2 separate regions of the Mus musculus genome follow, and region 1 is linked to region 2. The links are chromatin loops, found by intact Hi-C in ENCODE. Cell type or tissue: gastrocnemius. All regions are shown on one strand. Links, peaks and the distances in the headings refer to the core of each region. The heading gives the core; the rest is flanking DNA. Region 1 holds the start of Gm15866 (a long non-coding RNA gene). Region 2 has its middle 26 kb from the start of Cc2d2a.

What was found. Hi-C counts contacts between places; a loop is a spot of excess contacts. Peaks named below come from ENCODE experiments on the same cell type or tissue, not always from the same donor. Only the 100,000 strongest peaks of a DNase experiment are listed, where the experiment ranks them.
Region 1: it touches region 2 in a loop (2.1-fold over the local background); 10 of 42 quality-filtered maps call a loop at or near these places.

The regions. Positions count from the first base shown.
Region 1 is chr5:43,568,517-43,580,775 of GRCm38, forward strand. The region is part of intron 1 of C1qtnf7 (C1q and tumor necrosis factor related protein 7); the gene reads left to right. Gm15866 (a long non-coding RNA gene) reads right to left here and starts at 4,870. Exons shown (of 2, transcript XR_868397.2): 1 at 4,383-4,870. In gastrocnemius, for the core only: no CTCF peak of the experiment used is centred there; no DNase peak of the experiment used is centred there.
Region 2 is chr5:43,630,505-43,642,763 of GRCm38, forward strand. No RefSeq gene overlaps it. Among named protein-coding and RNA genes, the nearest start is that of Cc2d2a, 26 kb to the right of the region's middle. In gastrocnemius, for the core only: a CTCF peak has its summit at 4,369 (motif pointing left); no DNase peak of the experiment used is centred there.

The DNA.
Region 1 (12,259 bases), core at 2,572-10,571, 61 kb before region 2:
AAGACAGGCAATCCACTCATGCAGTGCATGCTTATTGAGAGCCTACTATGTTCTGAGACTTGCCTAGACATGGAGACAGCACTGGATAAGACCAAAACTCTGCTATGTGACCTTCCCCTCTGCTGAGGTGAAAGTCAGCTTTACCAGTGGAAAAGCAGAATGGGGTAAACAGACAAGTGGGGCCGAGACTAGAGGGCTCATTTCATGCTGAATGCTGGCTGAAGGGGGAGAGAAAGCTCCTCTGAGAGACTATAAGCCATAAACTTTGCAGGTAGAGAAAGCCTCATGGTAAGGCCCCATGGCAGGAATGTTGTAAAAGCAAGTAAATTCAGAGATTTCCTCCAGCTGATGCAGCTGAGTCCGAGAATAAGCCAAGGCTACAGAACACAGCTTCAAAAACTAAAAATTAAGCTGACTCATTACAGACAACCAAACCAGGCCCTGTAGCACACACCTGTAGTGCCACACACTCCTCAGACTGAATCAGGAGGCTCAGACACTCAAGATGAGCTTAGGCAACCTAGAAATTCCTTGCTCAAAATGAATTAATAATTTTTTTTAATTAAAGGCAACCAAACAATCCATTGGTTGAAAATATCTGGATAAACTATTCCAATTTTACTAAAGAATCAGAGCGGAGATGACAAGCTAGCATGAGTTTCTTAGTGAAGAAGCATGTTACAGAAAGAAGGTATGTGAGGATGTCATCTTAGACATAAATGTGTGTGCAGAGTGGAAACGGTGTGGAAGAATGTGCACATGAGGTCGCTAATGAATGTCAGGATGACATCTGCAAAGTGACATTTGACTTTCGTGAGAAATAAATTCTATTACTTTCCAAAGCATAAAATGCATGCTAGACCCAAGTGAAACTAGACTATCCACTCTTCACATTTGGGGACCATGGTAGAGACAATGAGAATCCCAAAGGATCTTGAACCATAAATCCTGGCTCTGGAGCCATCTAACCAAAGACATCAGCAAGTTACCTAGGTGCCTTTGGTAACACACCTCTGTCCCAGAAGATTCTAGTCATTAATAGCAACTTAAATCCCCCAACCCCATCCCTGTGCTTTATGGAAGGACTAGAACATGGGTATCCTCAAACACCCCCAGGAGATTTTAGTGTGTGGAATGACCACTCCCACAGCTTAGTGCTGATGTAGTGCTCTAGGTACTCTCATTCCCTGGAATAGGGGACACACAATGCCACACTGAAACACACACACTGTTTGGATAAGGGGACAGGACAAGGAGAGCAGAAGGGTGTGGCAGAGCTTTTTATTGCAGAACACAGAGCCAAGCCAGGGAAATGGTTGGGTGACTCGAATAATTGCAGTAGACTCAGAGAACAAGAACTGCCCTGGGTTGACTCTGGCCTTGGAATAACTGGAAACAAGAGGAGCATTTGTTCACTTTTCCCAAGTTCAGCAGAAAAGACAGCTGAAGGTGAACTAAGGGTTGGTGGATTTGCACAGGAAGGAAATGTCCCTGGGTAAGCCTTTCATTATCTCTTAGGCATGTCTAGCCCTGAGTGGGTGTCCTCTCCAGTCAGATGAGCAATATAGAAAACGGGGAAATGCAAATGACCCCAGGTGACCCTACAGTACTTATTCCAGCTCTGTGGCCCTGTGTCTTGGATCAGTTCCATCCTGGATCTGGCACTTGGCTTCTTCTTGCCTAGAATGGGGATAATAACAGCAATGTCAACAAAGTAGTTGACATCAGAGGAGAGGTCTGTGAAGACTCACTGTCAGCTGCAGCAGCAGCTACATCTCAGAAACAACTCTCAAATTCTTCTCTTTGTTAGTTTAGTTGGACTGACCACGTCTTACCTTGTATAACTTTAAATCAAGCTCTCTCATGGAATGCCTGCCATATTGTTCCGGATGCCTGAGAGAACTGAGGTGTCACTCTCAGAATTCACAAGGCACTTTCAAGTAGTGTATACTGAGTAAAGCTCAAGACCTGGCCTCATCCTAGAACCTTCCCCTCCTGGAAGATTATTTGTTCATTGCCATTATCCCCATAGGATCAAAATGGCTACTGCTCCTTTCATATTTTTATGGGTGATAAAGTTCCAGGGAGTTTATAAAGTCACACCATTTGTGAATGGCAGGACAAATATTAAAACCACCTTACATGGTTCTGAAAGGGACATCACTGTGACTCTAACATGTAGGCTGTATTTGAGAAAATGAGACCAAGACTAAGACAGCTTCCATTCTTTCTTGGCCCGACAGTCTTTCAAAGTGTCTTGGATTGTATTCACATTTCATTTGAAAACTTGTTTTAAAACTTGACTGAGAAAAAGAGAAACATATATAGACTATAAATTGCAACAGGAAGGGGACAGAAGCAGTTCCCATGACTCTTTGGGAGATATAGATGATCACTGTAATCTATCATAAAGCAGCCACATTTGCTCAGGGTGGTAAATAACACTGCCAACCGCATTCAGCTCAGTGCCTGACAAGATGTATTTGCAGTCAAGGAAGCAGAGAGAAGCAGAAAGAGATTGGTTTCTTTTCTGGTGAAGACAGGAAATCTGAAGTGCTCTGCAACCTGAAACCCTCACTTTGGATCTTCTCCACTTCCCTCCAACATTTGCAGAAACCACTGGAGTGGTCCATCTTAGAGACATGACAAATTGTCTCCTCTGAGTCACATGGAGCCAGCTCTCATGGCTACCTCCATTCTCTGGCTTCCTTGTGTTTGCTAGAGACCATTGGCTTTTCCTGCCTTGCTTAACAGCAGAATTCCAAAACTCAGTGGCTTCCAACAGAATACATTTGTGTATTGATGTTACAGTCTCGTGGAGAACTACCTGGGTCCCCGGGTTTATCACTGGCAACCAGGTATATTGACTGCCTTTCCCTTTTTCTAGTGTCACCGGGGTGGCAAGCTTCAGGAGATCACTGATGGAGGAGCAGAGTTCATGAGTGATTCAGGCTAACCCAGTACACATTCCCCTACCTAAGCAACTCCTCAAGCCAGGCTAGACCTGGCCTTCGGGGATGTGGGAGGGTGACCCTTCTTTGTACTTCCAAAGACAAGAGAGTTGGATGCTATGGAGGACATGCAGCCTGGACTGCAAAATGTGTGCAGAAGCAATCAGAGTGTTTCTATTAAAGTCTATTCCCCTCTTCTCTCTTACCCTCTTGCCCTGTTGCTCCCCAATCCTCTTCCCCCCCCCACGTGGCCATAGCCAGCCCCTACTTCTCTACTCTCTCCTTCTCTCTGCCTCTGCTACTCTCTTAACTCCCCTTCCCATGCCCTAAATAAACTATTCTATAAAATCCATTCCCATACTGCAGAAGAGTGATGGGGAAGGAAGTAGCTGATGACTAAGGAAGAAGCAGGAAATTATGCAGGCTTACACTGTTTATGAAGTATCTCTGATTGGGTTACTTGGGATAGGAAGTGATGAAGAGAGTGAGAGGCAGGACCCTAGCTACCATGGCGACACAAGCTGTACCTCTGAGGGATGCCTAGTGATTCACACTGACTTCTGAATGCCAGAGCCTGACATTTTATGCACATAGGTTAGGTAGAAAGGGTAGAGGAAGACCACAACCTGTCATAACCATGGTTAGCCATGCCTTCAACACTTATGTGCAGGTATGTACACACAAACACAGGCACATACTCACAGAGGCATACACACACGCACACACACACACACACACACACACACACACACACAACTGCTTCTAGTAAAACAGGTAGAGTCATCTGTTCGTGTGTGAGCAGTGCCACATAAAGAAATATGGGCAAGATGTTTCAAGAAGTAAATGCAGAAGGCAAATGATTGATAATAACATTAATAATAATAATAGTTTCTCTTCAGTGACTGGCCACCATGAGGAAAGAGGTTAGTTTTCATTAGTCTTTAATGAGTTACCAACATAGTTTCTCAGAAAAATATACATTCATAAAAGAAACAGAATTCGTAAAAAGAAAAACAGACAAAAACCAACTGAAAAGTGGACTGGAGAGGCTCAGGAAATCAGTGAATGATGAAAGAAAAAATAATTAGAGAAGTGTTCCTCGACTCAGCAATAACAGAGAGGAGATACATGCCACCCCAAGTACAGAGCATGCAGAGGAACTCACACAGTGAAGCTGAAAGGAACAAGGAGCTGAAGACAGCAGGCAATGCAGACTGAAGACAACGGGGGCTGGGAAGCTCGGATTAGTATTCTGAACAGAAAGAAAGGAGGTCAAGGAGAAAAAAACCTTAATATCAAAAGTTTCTCAAGCTGAGAGAAAGAGGGATTCCTGCATTTGAAGTGCACACCATGTCCCAGTAAAAAAGAAGCCAAACTGATGATTATCAATATCAAGTGTGGAGAATGTACCTCTGTTGCTAGAGTACTTACCTAGCATGCGCAGAGCACTGGACATCATCAAACTGGGGTTGGTGGCCTATACCTGTGATCCCACTGTTCAGGAAGTGTAAGCAGGAGACTCGGAAGTTCAATGCCATCCTTAGGCTACATAGTGAGCTTGAGGCCAGCAGGAACTGTATGAGGCTCAGTCCTTAAACATAATAATAATCTATTCCATGAGATTCGGATATTCAAAGAATGTTTAAGCAACATGAGCCACAGAGGCACTGACCAGACCTCACCATCCTCTCCACAGCCCTCAACACGAAAACACAGCCAACAGCATCCACCAAGTCCTAAACAGCATGGAAACATAACCCAAGGTTTCCTTTTAGCCAACTGATCCTGCTAAAAGAAGCATGCCAGCATTCTTAAACACACAGGAATCCAAGGACTACATTATCCTCCCTTTTGAAGGAATGTGATAATGAAATCCAACATAACAAAACATGAATCAAAATTAAACACTCAGCAACCGAGAAGCCACTATAAAAATGCAAGAGTGAGTGCTGGATCCTTCCAGACACGGAGTCTAAACAATGACGGGAACTTGTCCATAGAACAAAAAAGAATGCTACAATTCTAGGAAATGCAAATATCATAAATTATCACAAAATGGGAAGCTGCTATAAGGGACAGAAAATGTACATGATCTTCTTACATGAAGGAAAGCAAATGTTAGCTGAAGATGAAATATGTAATGCTTTAAAATGAAATTTGGGGGCTTGATAGAGCAACACTTGTTGCTCTTTCAGAAGATTCAGGAGACATTTCTCAGCACTCACGCAGCTGTTCACAACTGTCTCGAATTCCAGTTCCAGGGGATCCAATCTCTCTTCTGATCTTCTCTTTTCTGATCTCCTTGGGTACCAGGCACGTACACGGGCCACAATCATACAGGTAGGCAAACACTCAAACACACGAAATAATAAAATACAATGTTTAAAAAAAAAGAAATTCTGCTTTAACTTGAGAAAGAACCTTTTAGAAGCCAATAATTCTTTTATATTAACCTGAAATTTAGCAGTTTCTTATGTTTGATTCTAACTTTTTTTATTCTTCTGGTAAATTCAAGCAGACTTAGTGGAAATTCATTTTATAAAAGTACTGTGTGCACAGTATGAACCTACTTGTAAACTCATCTCCACTAAAACTTGCCTAAAGAGAATCTATAACAACACTCAAAAATGCAGGCAAAAGGATTTCCAAGTTTGTTTTGTTCCCTTGTGTTTCCATTTCTATGTTCTTTCCTGAAACTATGAAATTTTTATAAGCAGTCGCATTTCTACAAACACAATCAACGCAGTCCCATTGGTATAAACATGCTACTACCTATAAGATCCAGCCCTGAAATTCACCACTGCCTGAGCCCCACCCTTCATAAAATCCCAGGCAGAGGTAGCATCCTGCATTTCCAGGAGAAAGGTATCTGTTCCTTCCCCATCCTTCCTACTGTGGTAAACATGATATTCAGCTCTCTGCTTCTCATTCCAATCCTCAAATGTGGTTCTCAACATAGCTCATCCTCTTACAAGTCCAGGAATGCTTTATTAGTGACCCATTGCTGCTGTAACATAATCACAACAAAAGTTCTGGAAGACAGAAATCCAAACTTAAGGTTTGGACGATGTTGGTTCTCTTTTAGACGCTTAGAGAAACTGACTGTTAGATTTCAGAGTGCAGAGGACAGACAAAAAGCAGGAAAGAGACCAGGGTCTGACCTCAACTGATTATTAACTTATTATACATTTATTATGCCCAGTGTGAAGAGCCACACAGTGAGGGGAAGTCTCTTTCCTGCAGGGATGGAGGGACCTTCAAGTAGTAAGAGGAGCGTTTGTCATTTATATAGGGACTTGGGAATGAGGAAGTTGATCATTTTCAGCTTCTGGTGACTGCCAAGAGTCATGGAGTTCTTAGATTGTGAGTGTCTTCTCCATTTTGTCTTCTTTCCTATGTTTTCCCTTGTTCCAGAGGCGTATTTGGATCTAGGGTGTGCACTAATATATGACTTTCTCATCACAATGTCCACACAAGCCCTGCTTCCAAATAAGGTCAAGCTAACCAGTCTGGGGATGAATGCTTCTGTTAGAAGTCCAAGTACAGGAGCTTCCAAGATGGTAGAAACACAAACTGTGAGCTGCTCCTTTGAAGAAGTTCACAAAAGCATAGAATCATCTACCAGCTGAACATCTGTGCTTGAGGATCTCACAGGAGCACAGAGCAGTGTGGAACCAGGCATGCCGGGGTCGTGGTTTGGATGTAAAATGTCCTCCACAGGCTCATATGTTTGAACCCTTGGTCTCCAGTGTGTAGTTCTGTTTTGGGAGGCTGTGGAAGTTTTTGCATGTGCAGTATAACTTGCAGACCCAGAGCTATATGAACCGGGCTTGAGAGTTATGGCCAGCTTCAAATCCAACCTAAACTGCTGGCTTCCTGCTCACCAAAATGTAGGTTAATTGCATTATGCCACTCACTTTGCTTGGCTTTTTCCATATTGTGAGGATATATTCTTTAAAACTAAGAACCAAATTAAATATTCTCATCCCTTACATTGCTTCTATCAGCAATATGATCACAATAATTAAATATTAAATAACTAATCCACTGGATGCTAAATTCTTAATTAGATATAGGGGGCAAGTCACTTAACTTTTTTGAGTCTTGATTTTCATCAGGAAAATAATTTCTAGCGTGTAAAACGTGATGTAGATTAAAGGTGGGTTTCATAAAGTTTCTACAGTACAGCAGACATTTATCATGCTAGCATAGAGTATACTTCAGAGAGGGTATGCAAGAAAGAGTTAAGATCAGTGAGCTCACAGAAGGAAAGAAGAAGGGAAAATCTAAAGTTTTTTTCCATGGGTCCATGACCAGGACCTCTATTTATTTCATGTGTGTGAGTACACTGTCGCTGTCTTCAGACACACCAGAAGAAGGCATCGGATCCCCATTACAGATGGTTGTGAGCCACCATGTGGCAATTGAACTCAAGCCCTCTGAAAGAGCAGTCAGTGCTCTTAACAGACTGAGCCATCTCTCCAGCTCTGGCCAGGACCTCTTAAATCACACGTTCTTTGATTTTTTTTTTTTTTTATGTGTGCTTGGAACTTTAAGGTTGCAGGGGATTGGCTATAGTGGTGTCATTTCATTCTTAATGGGAACTAAGATCGTGGGAAACCAAAATAAGAGAAAAAGAAATCCCAATTAGCTGTACCAAAGCATGGCTCATCTCTGGCAGAGGATGTCTGTAGAAACCATTCTTACATTAGCTACCATTTTAATGGCACATCCCCAAAACATCTGAGATTAAGAGCCCTAATTCCATAACACACAGTGCCTTAAATTGAGGTCATCGGCTTTGTCAACTTTAATACATATTGAGGTGTTCAGAGCTCGAATGATTTGAATGCTCTTCTGTGGAATTACCAAAGGAAACTTGTGAGTAGCATTTAGGAATGCTAACTTGAGTAGCAAAGGCTGACACTATTTGGCATTTTCACTTCTTGATGACATAGGGAAAGCGGTTATCACATGAGTTCAGATACTCAATTGAGGCAACTAGGCTTCTCACTTCCCATTGTCTGTCCTTCGAAGGTCATGTCTCATGCTTATCAGATGATAGCAGGGTAGCTCTGCTCTTCAAACAGCATATTCGTGTCAGAGACAAGCAGGGGAGGAAGCAGGAGTCTTTTCATCAGGAAAACAAAGGCTCCCTTCCCCCGAGAACTCCCTATGAGGGGTCTGATTCTACCCTTCAGGCTGGACTTTGGTCTAAGAGATATCATCTAGTCTCCTAGAAAAGATTCTGCAAAGTAAGAATACAGACAACCATATGTTATGGCTCGACAATTCAGGCAGCAAAGGAGTGAATGTCAAATTAATATCAAGATATGCCACAAAAAGAGACCTGGACCAGCTGGGTGTGGTGGCACATATCTTTAATCCCAGCTCTGGGGAGGCAGAGGTAGGTAGACCTCTATGAGTTCAAAGCCATCCTGGTCTACAAATCTGCTAGCAGGTGTTTCCTGAAGAGTTGCTCTTCACCTGTTAAAGGTGGAAGATAAAAACTGAGCAGAGTGCTTTCTTAAAAATAAAACCCAGGACACGGCCCTCTCTTGCTTCATTCAAGATGAATCCATCAAACATCTAATAAAAGCCGAACTTCCTCCAGGGCCTTGAAGACAGGCACAACTTGGTTCCCATCCAGCCCACTGTTTTCTGACACCCTGTCCCTGGCTCTCTCCTTTGATTTTCTCTTCTTCTTGCTGTGATCTTTCCTTCCCTGTGACCTTCAGTTACAAGTTTCTGCAGAAACTTCACACCCAAATGTTCATGGGTAGCACCTTTGCCAGATGTAGATATCACATCACAGATTCCCATCTCAAAGAAACCTACTTCTAACCCTACTCCACCATATACACACTAGCTGTTCATCCTCTCTCCACCCTGTGCCACCAAAGCATCTGTCTAGTCTTTGCAGAACTTCAGATGATTGAAATCAGCAGGGTGCTGGCTCTTTTATCTGTATCTGTTATCACTCTGGAAGGCTATCACTCAAGGGGATGCTTTCATTTGTTGTATTTTCCACTCTTTTCCCAGCACCTGGATCCCTGCTTCATATACTAGATACTCAGTTAAATGAGGAAGAAGGGGAGGGAGGGAAAAGAGCAGATCTAAGAGCCCAGATGCAAATGATCAGACCAGAACCAGCAACACGCCAAACAAATGCATGGTCAACAGTTAAGACTACAAACATGCAGCTTGCCGTCCACAGGCGGGAACACCACAAAGGAGGAAAAGAAAACAAACAAGCAGACAAACAAAAAATGATGGTTGCCCACTGCCCTCAAAGGAGGCCTCAGCTCATCTAGGAAGACAAATCAAGGAGCAAGGGAAGTTGGAGGAGTTAGAAGAAGTGAGAGGGTGGGGTTGAGCATGAGAGCTGCCAGCTTCCAGCTTCCTAATTGAAAAACGGTGCATTTCCCTAGAGGGATGCTCATTGCAATGTTATTGGTAAAAAAAAAAAAAATTAAAAATTAAAGACAACTGAACATCCCAAATCAGGGATTAATGAAAACAATTTCAACATGTCCATTTGATATGATTTTAAAATTATGTTGCGAATTGTGTCTTATTGCATGATAATCCTTCAGAGAACAGAACACAGAAAAGTAATACATGCAGGAGATAACATACATCATTCTAGATGCAGATCCCTAAATGATAATGAGGTCACTTAGGGGTGGTATTGTGACAGCTGGCTTCTGTTATTTTCTTTTTGTTATCTACATAATTTTTTTCTGATTAATGCTTTAATTTGGGAAAGATTTCTCCAAATTTAAACAACTAAATTGGGATCCTCATGTTAAAGTCTATGCCTCCAGTGTGATCAAAATCCTATCCACCCAAGTCTTTCCTTGTAATAAGAGGGATGCTTCTACATATTTGTCCAAGAATTCACAAATGTTTGAGAGGCTCAGCCGGTTATGGGTTTAAAATCCTCTAAGGGTATCATCAATAGTACAACTACCATAGGCCTAAACAGCCTCTAATGTGAAGAACTAAGACACAGTGTAGATCTAGGAAATTATCCGTGGTCTGAATGCCTTTTGGAGCAATACCCAGTACCAAACTCCCTTATCCTCCAAAGCTGCTGCAAATGACATAGTTTTTCTCTTGTAGAGTAGATAGAAGGTTCTGCTTGATTCCTACGACCTTTCTTAGCCCCTGCACTATGGTTGCTTCTACTCTACAGCATCAGCCTCAGGACTGTGTCTGTGGGAGACCCCTTGGTCAACAGCTAATCCGTGTGCCAGGCACTTGCCCTGGCTACTGTTCTCCAGCCATGCCTTTGACTACAAGTCTGAATCAGAAGAGAAAACAAATGAGACACTGAGTGTGGCATGGTAGCCTTAATTAGGTCCTACAAAAGACAAAGAGCAACAGCAGGGAAATGGGAACTCTGAAGACTCTGGAGCTGAATTACTATTAAAACATAGATAAAGCGCACACAAGCAGAGGTAAACATGTGCAGATTTAAAACAAAATCCTATAGAATGAGATCTATCAAAGGGGAAGCTAGTGAGTTCGAAGCCTCTCTGTTCTGTCAGCAGCATTCCTTGATCTCAACACCAAAGAAGATTTTAGACTCCAGGGGGATTGGGGGGAGGGGTGCATTTTGGATACCACTGAGCTGGCCCCTTCAGCTTCCCTCATAGCTCCGAGAGGGAAGTGAAAATGTCATGGATCGAACATTTGTGCTTCCCATAGACTAGACTTTTATGTTTAAGCACCAACCGCCATGAAGACAAAGATGTTAGGGCTAGAGGGGGTCTGAGGGTGGAATCCTAGTGACAGAATTAGTGGCTTCATAAGACACACTCTTCTTCCTCCCTCACCTCCAGCTCCCTCTTCCTCCCCTACTCCAGCCCCACCTACCTGAATGCCAAACAGTGATCTCTTGCCAGCACATTGATCTTGGGCTCCTAGATTGTGACTATGACAGCTAAACTCAACAACCAAAGTCCACTGAGATGTCATCTATCTCCAAAACTCTTCCCAGACAGACTCTTCAGACTGACTCTCAGTGTCACTCACGTTAAAATGCACCACTCTAAAATTATGAAATTTGGCAAAATCTAAATTCTCTCCTTTTACCAAACATATCTATTCCTAAGTGGCTGTATACACCTAAAATAGTGCTCATGGGAATGGTGTGACTGTTTTAGTCACTGGGATATTTAGCTTAGTGGTTCTCAGCACCAGGCTTCAGGTTTAAATTATCTGGGAAACTTGTTTTAAAATATAAAAATAAAACTCCCCTTGCTGGGAAAACTTAAAAAAAATCCAAGTCTTTTTAATTCTTGTGCCTGGGTTCCTGGTATCTACCTGTATCTATTTAGTGCTCCTATTTACACTAGTAGTGTTGCAGACAAACATTATATTTGATGTTAATTCCGTTCTCCTGTGAGTGGTTAAGAACAAGGAATGAGTCAGCACTCAGGTGATTTCCTGTAAACCTGCTTCCCACCTTAATTTGTAAAATAAAGGAGAGCTGATGATTGGGCAGATAAAAGGGAAGGTGGAGCAGAAAGTGAGGAGAGAGAAGAGGGAGAAAATGGAAGAGGGAGAGGACACAGAGGAGGAGGAAGAAGAAGAAAAGCAGAGCAGAAGCACATGGCCTGGAGAAACCGCAAGTTCTAAGGGGTCTCATAGATGTGGAAGATGGTAGTGTAGCAGTAGATCTCCTCTATCTAGGCGCACAGCATGTATTCATATTAATTGTGTTGTGTTTTCATTGCCGGGGCATATTTGGGTTGGAGATTTACCGCAACATAGTATTCCTTCAGCCAAATACCTGGAAAACAAGAGATGAGGTGAAGGGAAGAGGCATACTGTGTTGCTTTTATGGCATAGATTTTTTTATCAACAAAAATAATTATGTATGTACACATCCACAATAGGGAGCTATGACTCTGTCAAGACCTCTAGGTCCTCTCAATAACAGAGCACGGTCCAAATTCCACGGGGGACTTGGGGTGTTCTGTTCAGCCTGAGCTCCTACGTGAGACAGCGAGCGACAGAACCCGACAGCACACCTCTTGAGCCAGCCATGGATGACCGTGTGCATGTTTTGTTCACTTTCATAAACATCTCATGCGTGACATCTATGAAATAAGATGCACCATGGTCATCTCTTTTCTCATTCCTATGACAAAGAACCTGACAGCAGCAACTTAAAGGAACAGAGGCTTATCTGACCTCAGTTCTAAAGGATATAGCCCATCACCATGAGGATGGAGGAGTGACACCATCCACAGAAGCAGCAAAACACTGAGATTACTGCAGGTCACATCATGGCAGCC
Region 2 (12,259 bases), core at 1,179-9,178:
AGAAACATTACTAAAGATCAAAGCACACATTGAACATCACACAATAATAGTGGAAGACTTCAACACCCCATTCTCATTAATGGACAGGTCATGGAAACAGAAACTAAACAGAGACACAGTGAAACTAACTGAAGTTATGAACCAAATGGATTTAACAAGTATATATAGAGCATTTCACCCTAATTCAAAAGAATATACCTTATTCTCAGCACCTCATGGTACTGTTTCCAAAACTGACCATATAATTGGCCTCAAAACCAGCCTTGACAGATACAAGAAGATAGGAATAATCCCATGCATCCTATCAGATCATTAGACTGATAGACTTCAATAACAACAAAAACAATAGAAAGCCCACATACCCATGGAAACTGAACAGTTCTCTACTCAATGGTAACTTGGTCAGGGAAGAAATAAAGAAAGAAATTAAAGACTTTCTAGAATTTAATGAAAATGAAGACACAGCACACCCAAATTTATAGGACACAATAAAAGCAGTGATAAGAGGAAAATTCATAGCACTAAGTGCACTCATAAATAAACTAGAGACATCCTACATAGCAACTTAACAGCATACCTGAAAGCTCTAGAACAAAGAGAAGCAAACATATCCAAGAGGAGTATACTGCAGGAAATAATCAAACTCGGGGTGGAAATCAACCAACTGGAAAGAAAGAGAAAGATACAAATAATCAACAAAACCAAATGCTGGTATTTTGGCTTTTTTTTTTTCTAAGAAAATTAACAAAATAGATAAACTCTTAGCCAAACTAACTAAAGGACACAGAGAAAGTATTCAAATTAACAAAATCAGAAATGAAAAGGCAAACATAACAGAAACAGAGTAAATAAAAAAAAAAGCCATCCGATCTTACTACAAAAGCCTATACTCAACAAAACTGGGAAATCTAGATGAAATGAATGATTTTATAGCTAGAGACCATACCAAAGTACAATCAAGAGCAGGTAAACTATCTAAACCATCCCATAACCCCTAAAGAAATAGAGGCCTTTACTAAAATCCTCCCAACCAAAATAAGCCTATGGCCAGTTTTAGTGCAGAATTCTACCAGAACTCCAAAGAAGAGCTAATACCAGCATTCCTCAAACTATTCCATAAAATAGAAACAGAAGGATCACTACCTAATTTATTCTATGAAGCCATACTTACCCTGATACCTAAAACACACAAAGAATCAACAAAGAAAGAGAACGTCAGACCAATTTTACTTATGAATATTGCTGCAAAAACACTCAATGCAATTCTATCTAGCAAACTGAATCCAAGAACACATCAAAAACATCATTCAGCACAATCAAGTAGGCTTCATCCCAGGGATACAGGGATGGTTCAATATATAAAAATCCATTAACATAATCTACTGAATAAACAAAATTAAAGAAAAAAATCAAACGATCATCTCATTAGTTGCTTAAAAGGCATCTGACAAAGTACAACAACACCCCTTCATGTTAAAAGTATTGAAGATATCAGGAATTCAAGGCCCATACCTAAACATAATAAAAGCAATATACAGCAAACCAACAGCCAATATCAAATTAAATGGAGAGATTCTTGAAGCAATCCCACTACAGTCAGGGACAAGTCAAGGCTGCCCACTCTCTCCATATCTATTCAATATAGTGCTTGAAGTTCTAGCTGGAGTAATTAGAAAGGAAAAGGAGATCAAGGGGACACAAATTGGAAAAGGATAGCAAAAACTATTCCCAACTATTCCAATAAAAGAACTGCTGGGGAAATCACCATCCCTGACCTCAAGCTGTACTACAGAGCAATATTGATAAAAAAAAAAAAAACGCATAGTATTGGTGCAGAGATAGGCAAGAAGATCAATGGAATATAATTGGAGACCAAGAAATAAACCCACACATCTATGGACACTTGATCTTTAACAAAGAAGCCAAAACCAAACAATGAAATAAAAAGAAAGCATCTTCAGTAAATGGTGCTGAACTAACTGGCAGTCTGTATATAGAAATGTGAAAATAGATCCATAACCTTGCATAAAAGATCAAGTCCAAGTGGATCAAAGACCTCAACATAAAATCTGATACACTAAATTGAATATAAGAGAAAGTGGGAAAGAGCCTTGAACTCATTGGAACAGTGGGAAATTTCCTTAACAGAACTCCAATGGCTCATGCTCTAAGATCAAGAATTGATAAATGGGACCTCATGAAACTGGAACACTTCTATAAGGCAAAGGACATAGCCAATAGGACAAATCGACAGCCTACAGAATGGGGAAAAAAACTTCACTAACCCCACATCCAATAGAGGGTCAATATCCAAAATATATAAAGAATCCAAGAAGTTAACCCCACCAAAAAACCAACCCAATTTAAAAATCAGGTACAGAGCTAAACAGAGAATTCACAGAAGAATCTAAAATGATTCAGAAGCACTTAAAGAAATGTTGAGAGTCCTTAGTCACCAGGGAAATGCAAATCGAAACAACCCTGAGTTTCTACCGTACATCAATCAGAATGGCTAAGATCAAAAACTCAAGTGATATCACATGCTGGTGAGGATGTGGAAAAAGAGAAACACTCTATTGCTAACTGGTACAACCAGTCTGGAAATCAATCTGGTGGTTCCTCAGAAAATTGGAAATGAATCTACCTGAAGATCCAGCTATACAACTCTTGGGCATATATCCAAAAGATGCCTCACCATACCACAAGGACACATGTTCCACTATGGTCATAGCAGCCTTATTTGTAATAGCCATAAGCTGGAAACAAACCAGATGTCCCTCGACTGAAGAGTGGATACCCAAAATGTGGTTCATTTACATAATGGAATACTATTCAGCTATTAAGAACAAGGACATCATGATTTTGCAGGTAAATGGATGGAACTAGAAAATATCCTGAGTGAGGTAACCCAGATCCAAAAGGCCATACGTGGTATGTACTCACTAATAAGTGGATATTAGCCAAAAAGTACAAAATACCTATTTTACAACCCACAGACCGTAAGAAGTTTAACAATCAGAAAGGCCCAAGTGAAGGCCCCATTCTTCAATCCCACTTAGAAAGGGGAAGAAAATAATCATGGGCAGTAGAGAGAGGGAGGGACCTGGGTTGGAGAAGGAAGGGGAAGGGGGAACAATATCAGGTATGGAGGGAGCAGGAGAGAAGCCCAGAGGGCTAGCAGAATGAATGTAAATATGTAGCCTCAGAGGTGGGAGGTGGGGGACCCTCTAAAAAGTACCAGAGACCTGGGAGGTGAGACAGTCTCAGGACTCAACAGGGTTGACCTTAGCCCAACAGTGGAGAGAGGGAATTTGAATACTCCACCTCCAATAGAGAGACAGGGCCTCAAGTGGAGGAATGGAGTTACCAACTAACAGTCGAAATTTTTGACCCAGAATTGTTTCTGTCTAAAAGAACTGCATAGCCAAAAATGAAGAAGAGAATGAAGGAAAGACATTCCAGCGACCAGGCCAACTTAGAATCCATCTCATGGGGGACGGGGAATGGGGGACGACAAGGCCTGACACTATTACTAATGCTATGATGTGCTTACATACAGGAAGGAGCCTAGCATGGCTGTCTTCTGAGAGTCCCAACCAGCAGCTGACTGAGACAGATGCAGATACTTACAACTAACCATTGGACTGATGTCGGGGATCCCTATGGTTGAATTAGGAGAAGGACTGAAGAAGGTGAAGGGGAGGGCGACCTCATAGAAAGACCAGCAGTCTCAACTAACCTGGACCCCTGGGAGCTCCCAGACTCTGAGCCACCAACTGGGCAGCAGCATACACAATCTGGTCCCAGGCCCCCATCACATAGAGGATTGCCTATTCTGGCCACAGTGGGAGAAGATAGGCCAAACACTAGAGAGACTTGAGGCCCCACTATGAGTGGAGTGGGGTTGGTCTGGTGGGTTAGAGGAATGTCCTCTCGAAGACAGGGGGGTGGGGAAGAGGAATGGAATGAGAACAGAGGGAGGGGGAACTGGGAGGGAGGCAACGACTAGGTTGTGAATAAAATAAAATAAAATAAAATAAAATAAAAAAAAATAAATTCAAAATAAAATAAAGTAAAAACCGTAAGTCCCCCAGCTGCAAGGACTATAGCTTCTGTTCACCTCTCACATGGAGGTTGGTAGTCAAGTCCAATGAGCCCTCTATGAGAGCACTCAGTCAGGGCAACTCGTAGGGCATGTCAAGCCTACAGCTCCAACACGTCAGAGAGAACATTGTTCCTTTGGGAATGTTTCTCCCTAACCTAAATGGGATTTTCAAAAATTGTTATTCTGCATTCGTTTCAAGGCTTACTTTGAGGGGAACGGAATATAATGTGGCCCGTTTACTTTTTAAAGTGCTGACCTCTAGTGGTCTGTAAAGACAATGACATGACTGTAGAATGTTTTGTAAGATTTTGTAAAAAGAAGGCATGGGATGAGACAGACTTCTCTGAGCTCAGCTTAATCTGCCTACTCCACACATTCGGGTGCTAACCAGCTGTCTCTCTCGTGGGACTGGAGTCAAGATCGGAATTCTGGCTTTCGTTTGGTTCTTCCCTCCCACTGCCTGGCACACAGCTGAAAACTACATTTCCTGATACACTACAATTAAGAAATAATTGAAAGAGACAGCCTCACAGTTTCAGAGTGCCTTACCACAAAACATGATCAGATAAATATGAAGAAAGGCTGCAACATCTACTAGATGATAAACAAGCGAGTGTACAGGTTTTAACTGGGTTTTCTTTAAATCTCCAATACTTTACACCCTATCGGCCACATGCCAAGGACTAAATAGATGTAAGATGGGTGGATTCACAGGAGGGCAGATAAACTTCAATTCAAAAGTAGAATTAAAACCAAAAGCTGCTTACTTTCTTGTTCTACTAGCAAATGGAAGATCTTAGTCTTGAAGCTAAAGGCCCAGTCTTATCTCAAATGCGCCATCTGTTAAAAACGCTCCAAGGATCCCTTCCTATTAATGATAACCTTCATATCTCTCCAGATCAATTCACATGACCTAAGTGCACATTATTTTTCAGACTCTCGGTCATAAGTCATAAGGTTTCTGTTCTCAAACAAGGACCTAATGAAGATTTCTTTCCATCATGAAGTGGTTTGTTTCCTCATCATTCAGAATTTTCATTGAGTATGTGAGCCCTGAGTAATGAGAGCCAATTGGGAAGACAGAAGATGTGCCAACTGTAGTAGAAGTGGGAAGGACAGAAAGGATAGAGAAGGAAGCCTGGATTATGCTGTAACCCATTCCCAGTGTTAAAGAAGATGTGAATTAGGTGAGTGCTCAGATACTACGGTCATATCAGTATCTTAAAGAATGTGTGAGTGGATCCATCTTGGTTCCGGGACTCCACGGCGGGCAGTCTGCACAGGTGAGAGTGTGGACTACAGAGATTAGCAGCTTCTGGGACAGGCGAGAGCTACAGAGTTCTGAGGCGGCGCCGTTTTCGGCTCCAGACAACCAGCCACCTTCAGGGCCAGAGGAAAGGTGTCCGCCCGGCCCGGGAGGCTTCTGCCTCAGGTTCCTCGGGAGCCATCTTGGTTCCGGGACTCTGCTGTGGACAGTCTGCACAGGTGAGAGTGTGGACTACAGAGGCTAGCAGCTTCTGGGACACACGAGAGCCGCAGAACTTCTGGGGCAGCGCCTTTTCAGGCTCCAGACATCCGGCCACCTTCCTGGCCAGAGGACAGGTGTCCACCCGCCCTGGGAGGCCTTTGCCTCAGGAGCCGCGGAAGCCATGTTGGTTTCAGGACTCCGCGGTAAGTAGACTACACAGGTGAGAGTGTGGACTACTGAAACAAAGGCTTCTGTGACAGGCCAAAGAAACACAGCTTCTGGGAAAGATCCTGTTTTGGGCCTTCATCTTCGGCCAGGAGGAGATCCAAATGCCAGATAACTGTGCACCTTCCCTGAAAGAGGAGAGTTTGCCTGCAGAGACTGCTCTGACCACTGAAACTCAGAGGAAAGAGCTAGTCTCCGAGGACTGCTGATAGAGGGTAACAAAATCACCAGAGGAACAATCTCTAAACAGAGACAACTATAACAACTAACGCCAGAGATTACCAGATGGCGAAAAGTAAACGTAAGAATCTTACTAACAGAAACCAGGACAACTGACCATCATCAGAACCCAGCACTCCCACTTCCCCAGTGCAGGGCACCCCAAACCCGAAAAGCTAGACCTGAATTTAAAAGCATATCTCATAATGATGGTGGAGGACATCAAGAAGGACTTAAATAACTCACTTAAAGAAATACAGGAGAACACTGCTAAACAGGTAGAAGACATTAAAGAGGAAGCACAAAAATCCCTTAAAGAATTGCAGGAAAACACAACCAAACAGGTGATGGAATTGAATAAAACCATCCAAGACCTAAAAAGGGAAGTAGACACAATAAAGAAAACCCAAAGTGAGGCAATGCTTGAGATAGAAATCATAGGAAAGAAATCTGGAACCATAGATGCGAGCATCAACAATAGAATACAAGAGATGGAAGAGAGAATCTCAGGTGCAGAAGATTCCATAGAGAACATCGGCACAACAATCAAAGAAAATGGAGAATGCAAAAAGATCCTAACTCAAAACATCCAGGAAATCCAGGACACAATGAGAAGACCAAACCTACAAATAGTAGGAGTTGATGAGAATGAAGATTTTCAACTCAAAGGACCAGCAAATATCTTCAACAAAATTATAGAAGAAAACTACCAAAATCTAAAGAAAGAGATGCCCATGAACATACAAGAAGCCTACAGAACTCCAAATAGACTGGACCAGAAAAGAAATTCCTCCTGACACATAATAATCAGAACAACAAATGCAGTAAATAAAGATAGAATACTAAGAGCAGTAAGGGGAAAAGGTCAAGTAACATATAAAGGCAAGCCTATCAGAATTACACCAGATTTTTCACCAGAGACTATGAAAGCCAGAAGAACCTGGACAGATGTTATACAGACACTAAGAGAACACAAATTCCAGCCCAGGCTACTATACTCGGCCAAACTCTCAATTAACATAGGTGGAGAAAACAAAGTATTCAACGACAAAACCAAATTCACACATTATCTTTCCACAAATCCAGCCCTTCAAAGGATAATAACAGAAAAAAACCAATACAAGGACGGGAACCACACCCTAGAAAAAACAAGAAGATAATCCCTCAACAAACCTAAAAGAAGACAGCCACAAGAACAGAATGCCAACATTAACAACAAAAATAACGGGAAGCAACAATTACTTTTCTTTAATATCTCTGAATATCAATGGACTCAACTCCCCAATAAAAAGATATAGACTAACAAACTGGCTACACAAACAAGACCCAACATTTTGCTGTCTACAGGAAACTCATCTCAGGGAAAAAGAGAGACACTACCTCAGAGTAAAAGGCTGGAAAACAATTTTCCAAGCAAATGGTCTGAAGAAACAAGCTGGAGTAGCCATTCTAATAACTAACAAAATCGACTTCCAACCCAAAGTAATCAAAAAAGACAAGGAGGGGCACTTCATACTCACCAAAGGTAAAATCTTCCAAGAGGAACTCTCAATTCTGAATATCTATGCTCCGAATACAAGGGCAGCCAGATTCATTAAGAAACTTTAGTAAAGCTCAAAGCACACATTGCACCTCACACAATAACAGTGGGAGACTTCAACACACCACTTTCACCAATGGAGAGATCATGGAAACAGAAACTAAACAGGGACACAGTGAAACTAACAGAAGTTATGAAACAAATGGATCTGACAGATATCTACAGAACATTTTATCCTAAAACAAAAGGATATACCTTCTTCTCAGCACCTCATGGTACCTTCTCCAAAATTGACCACATAATTGGTCACAAAACAAGCCTCAACATATACAAAAATATTGAAATTGTCCCATGCATCCTATCAGATCACCATGGACTAAGGCTGATCTTCAATAACAACATAAATAATAGAAAGCCAACATTCACGTCGAAACTGAACAACACTCTTCTCAATGATACCTTGGTCAAGGAAGAAATAAAGAAAGAAATTAAGGACTTTTTGGAGTTTAATGAAAATGAACCCACAACATACCCATACTTATGGGACACAATGAAAGCATTTCTAAGAGGAAAACTCATAGCTCTGAGTGCCTCCAAAAAGAAACTAGAGAGAGCACACATTAGCAGCCTGACAACACACCTAAAAGCTCTAGAACAAAAGGAAGCAAATTCACCCAAGAGGAGTAGAAGGCAGGAAATAATCAAACTCAGGGGTGAAATCAACCAAGTAGAAACAAGAAGAACTATTCAAAGAATCAACCAATCAAGGAGCTGGTTCTTTGAGAAATTCAACAAGATAGATAAACCCTTAGCCAGACTCACTAGAGGACACAGGGAAAGCATCCTAATTAACAAAATCATAAATGAAAAGGGAAACATAGCAACAGATCCTGAAGAAATCCATAACACCATCAGATCCTTCTACAAAAGGCTATACTCAACACAACTGGAAAACCTGGATGAAATGGACAAGTTTCTAGACAGATACGAGGTACCAAAGTTAAATCAAGATCAGGTTAATAATCTAAACAGTCCTATATCCCATAAAGAAATAGAAGCAGTCATTAATAGTCTCCCAGCCAAAAAAAGCCCAGGACCAGATGGGTTTAGTGCAGAGTTCTATCAGACCTTCAAAGAAGATCTAATCCCAGTTCTTCACAAACTATTCCACAAAATAGAAACAGAAGGTACTCTACCCAACTCATTCTATGAAGCCACAATTACTCTGATACCTAAACCATAAAAAAGACCCAACAAAGATAGAGAACTTCAGACCAATTTCCCTTATGAATATCGATGCAAAAATCCTCAATAAAGTTCTTGCTAACCGAATCCAAGAACACATCAAAACAATCATCCAACCTGACCAAGTAGGTTTCATCCCAGGGATGCAGGGATGGTTCAATATATGGAAATCCATCAACGTAATCCAGTATATAAACAAACTCAAAGACAAAAACCACATGATCGTCTCCTTAGATGCAGAGAAAGCATTTGAAAAAAATCCAACAGCCATTCATGATAAAAGTCTTGGAAAGATCAGGAATTCAAGGCCCATACCTAAACATGATAAAAGCAATCTACAGCAAACCAGTAGCCAACATCAAAGTAAATGGTGAGAAGCTGAAAGCAATCCCACTAAAATCAGGGACTAGACAAGGTTGTCCACTCTCTCCCTACTTGTTCAAAATTGTACTTGAAGTCCTAGCCAGAGCAATTAGACAACAAAAGGAGATCAAGGGGATACAAATTGGAAAAGATGAAGTCAAAATATCACTTTTTGCAGATGATATGATAGTATATATAAGTGACCCTAAAAATTCCACCTGAGAACTCCTAAGCCTGATAAACAGCTTCAGTGAAGTAGCTGTATATAAAATTAACTCAAACAAGTCAATGGCCTTTCTGTACACAAAGGATAAACAGGCTGAGAAAGAAATTAGGGAAACAACACCCTTCTCAATAGTCACAAATAATATAAAATACCTTGGCGTGACTCTAACTAAGGACGTGAAAGATATGTATGATAAGAACTTCAAGTCTCTGAAGAAAGAAATTAAAGAAGATCTCAGAAGATAGAAAGATCTCCCATGCTCATGGATTGGCAGGATCAATATAGTAAAAGTGGCTATCTTGCCAAAATCAATCTACAGATTCAATGCAATCCTCATCAAAATTCCAACTCAATTCTTCAAGGAATTAGAAAGGGCAATCAGCAGATTCATCTGGAATAACAAAAGATCTAGGATAGCAAAAACTCTTCTCAAGGATAAAAGAACCTCTGGTGGAATCACCATGCCTGACCTAAAGCTTTACTACAGAGCAATTGTGATTAAAAAAAAAAACTGCATGGTACTGGTATAGTGACAGACAAGTAGACCAATGGAACAGAATTGAAGACCCAGAGATGAACCCACACACCTATGGTCACTTGATTTTTGACAAAGGATCTAAAACCATCCAGTGGAAAAAAAGACATCATTTTCAACAAATGGTGCTGGCACAACTGGCAGTTATCATGTAGAAGAATGCGAATTGATCCATTTCTATCTCCTTGTACTAAGGTCAAATCTAAGTGGATTAAGGAACTCCACATAAAACCAGAGACACTGAAACTTATAGAGGAGAAAGTAGGGAAAAGCCTCGAAGAGATGGGCACGGGGTGGGGGGGGGATTCCTGAATAGAACATCAATGGCTTGTGCTGTAAGATGGAGAATCGATAAATGGGACCTCATGAAACTGCAAAGCTTCTGCAAGGCAAAAGACACCGTCAATAAGACAAAAAGACCACCAACAGATTGGGAAAGGATCTTTACCTATCCCAAATTGGATAGGGGACTAATATCCAATATATACATATATATATATGTATATGTATATAAAGAACTCAAGAAGATGGACTCCAGAAAATCGAATAACCCCATTTAAAAATGGGGCTCAGAGCTGAACAAAAATTCTCACCTGAGGAATACCGAATGGCAGAGAAGCACCTGAAAAAATGTTCAACATCCTTAATTATCAGGGAAATGCAAATCAAAACAACCCTGAGATTCCACCTCACACCAGTCAGAATGGCTAAGATGAAAAATTCAGGTGACAGCAGATGCTGGAGAGGATGTGGAGAAAGAGGAACCCTCCTCCATTGTTGGTGGGATTGCAAGCTTGTACAACCACTCTGGAAATCAGTCTGGCGGTTCCTCAGAAAATTGGACATAGTACTACTGGAGGATCTAGCAATACCTCTCCTGGGCATATATCCAGAAGATGTCCCAACCGAAGGACACATGCTCCACTGTGTTCATAGCAGCCTTATTTATAATAGCCAGAAGCTGGAAAGAACCCAGATGCCCCTCAACAGAGGAATGGATACAGGATACATTTACACAATGGAGTACTACTCAGCTATTAAAAACAATGAATTTATGAAATTCCTAGCCAAATGGATGGACCTGGAGGGCATTATCCTGAGTGAGGTAACCCAATCACAAAGGAACTCGCACAATATGTACTCACTGATAAGTGGATATTAGCCCAGAAACTTAGGATACACAAGATATAAGATACAATTTGCTAAACGCATGAAACTCAAGAGAACGAAGACCAAAGTATGGAAACTTTGCCCCTTCTTAGAAATGGGAACAAAACACCCATGGGAGGAGTTACAGAGACAAAATTTGGAAGTGTGGCGAAAGGATGGACCATCTAGTGATTGCCATATCCAGGGATCCATCCCATAATCAGCTTCCAAACGCTGACACCATTGCATTCACTAGGAAGATTTTGCTGAAAGGACCCAGATATAGTTGTCTTTTGTGAGAGTATGCCAGGGCCTAGCAAACACAGAAGTGGATGCTCACAGTCAGTTATTGGATGGGTCACAAGGCCCCCAATGGAGGAGCTAGAGAAAGTACCCAAGGAGCTAAAGGGAACTGCAACCCTATAGGTGGAACAACATTATGAACTATCCAGTACCCCGGAGCTCTTGTCTCTAGCTGTATATGTATCAAAAGATGGCCTAGTCAGTCATCACTGGAAAGAGAAGCCCTTTGGACTTGCAAACTTTATATGCCCCAGTACAGGGGAACGCCAGGGCCAAAAAGGAGGAGTGGGTGGGTAGGGGATTGTGGGGGTGGGTATGGGGGACTTTTGGGATAGCATTGGAAATGTTAATGAGGAAAATACCTAATTAAAAAGAATAGCAAAAAAAAAAAAAGAATGTGTGAATGAACTCAGGATGCCATGCTAAAATAACCCATGTTATCTGTGTAGAGAGACTCTGTATACACGGGCAAAATTTCACATATTTTGTTTCAAGAATCAACTTGCCCGTTGAGGATTTTTGCAACTTTCACATACACCACCACCATGTTTTGTTTTGTTTTGTTTTGTTTTGTTTTGTTTTGTTTTGTTTTGTTTTGTTTCAAGACAGGGTTTCTCTGTATAGCCCTTGCTGTCCTGGAACTCACTTTGTAGACCAGGCTGGTCTCGAACTCAGAAATCCACCTGCCTCTGCCTCCCAAGTGCTGGGATTAAAGGCATGCACCACCACGCCCGGCTCACCACCACCATTTTGATGCCTGAAATTTCCTTTCCTTTTATCATGGTTCAAACTCTTCCTGCAATTTCCCACTTCACAGATGAGATGATGCTGGGATCTTGAGATTTGAAGTCCCAGTGTAGAAGAGAGGACAAGAGTTAGTG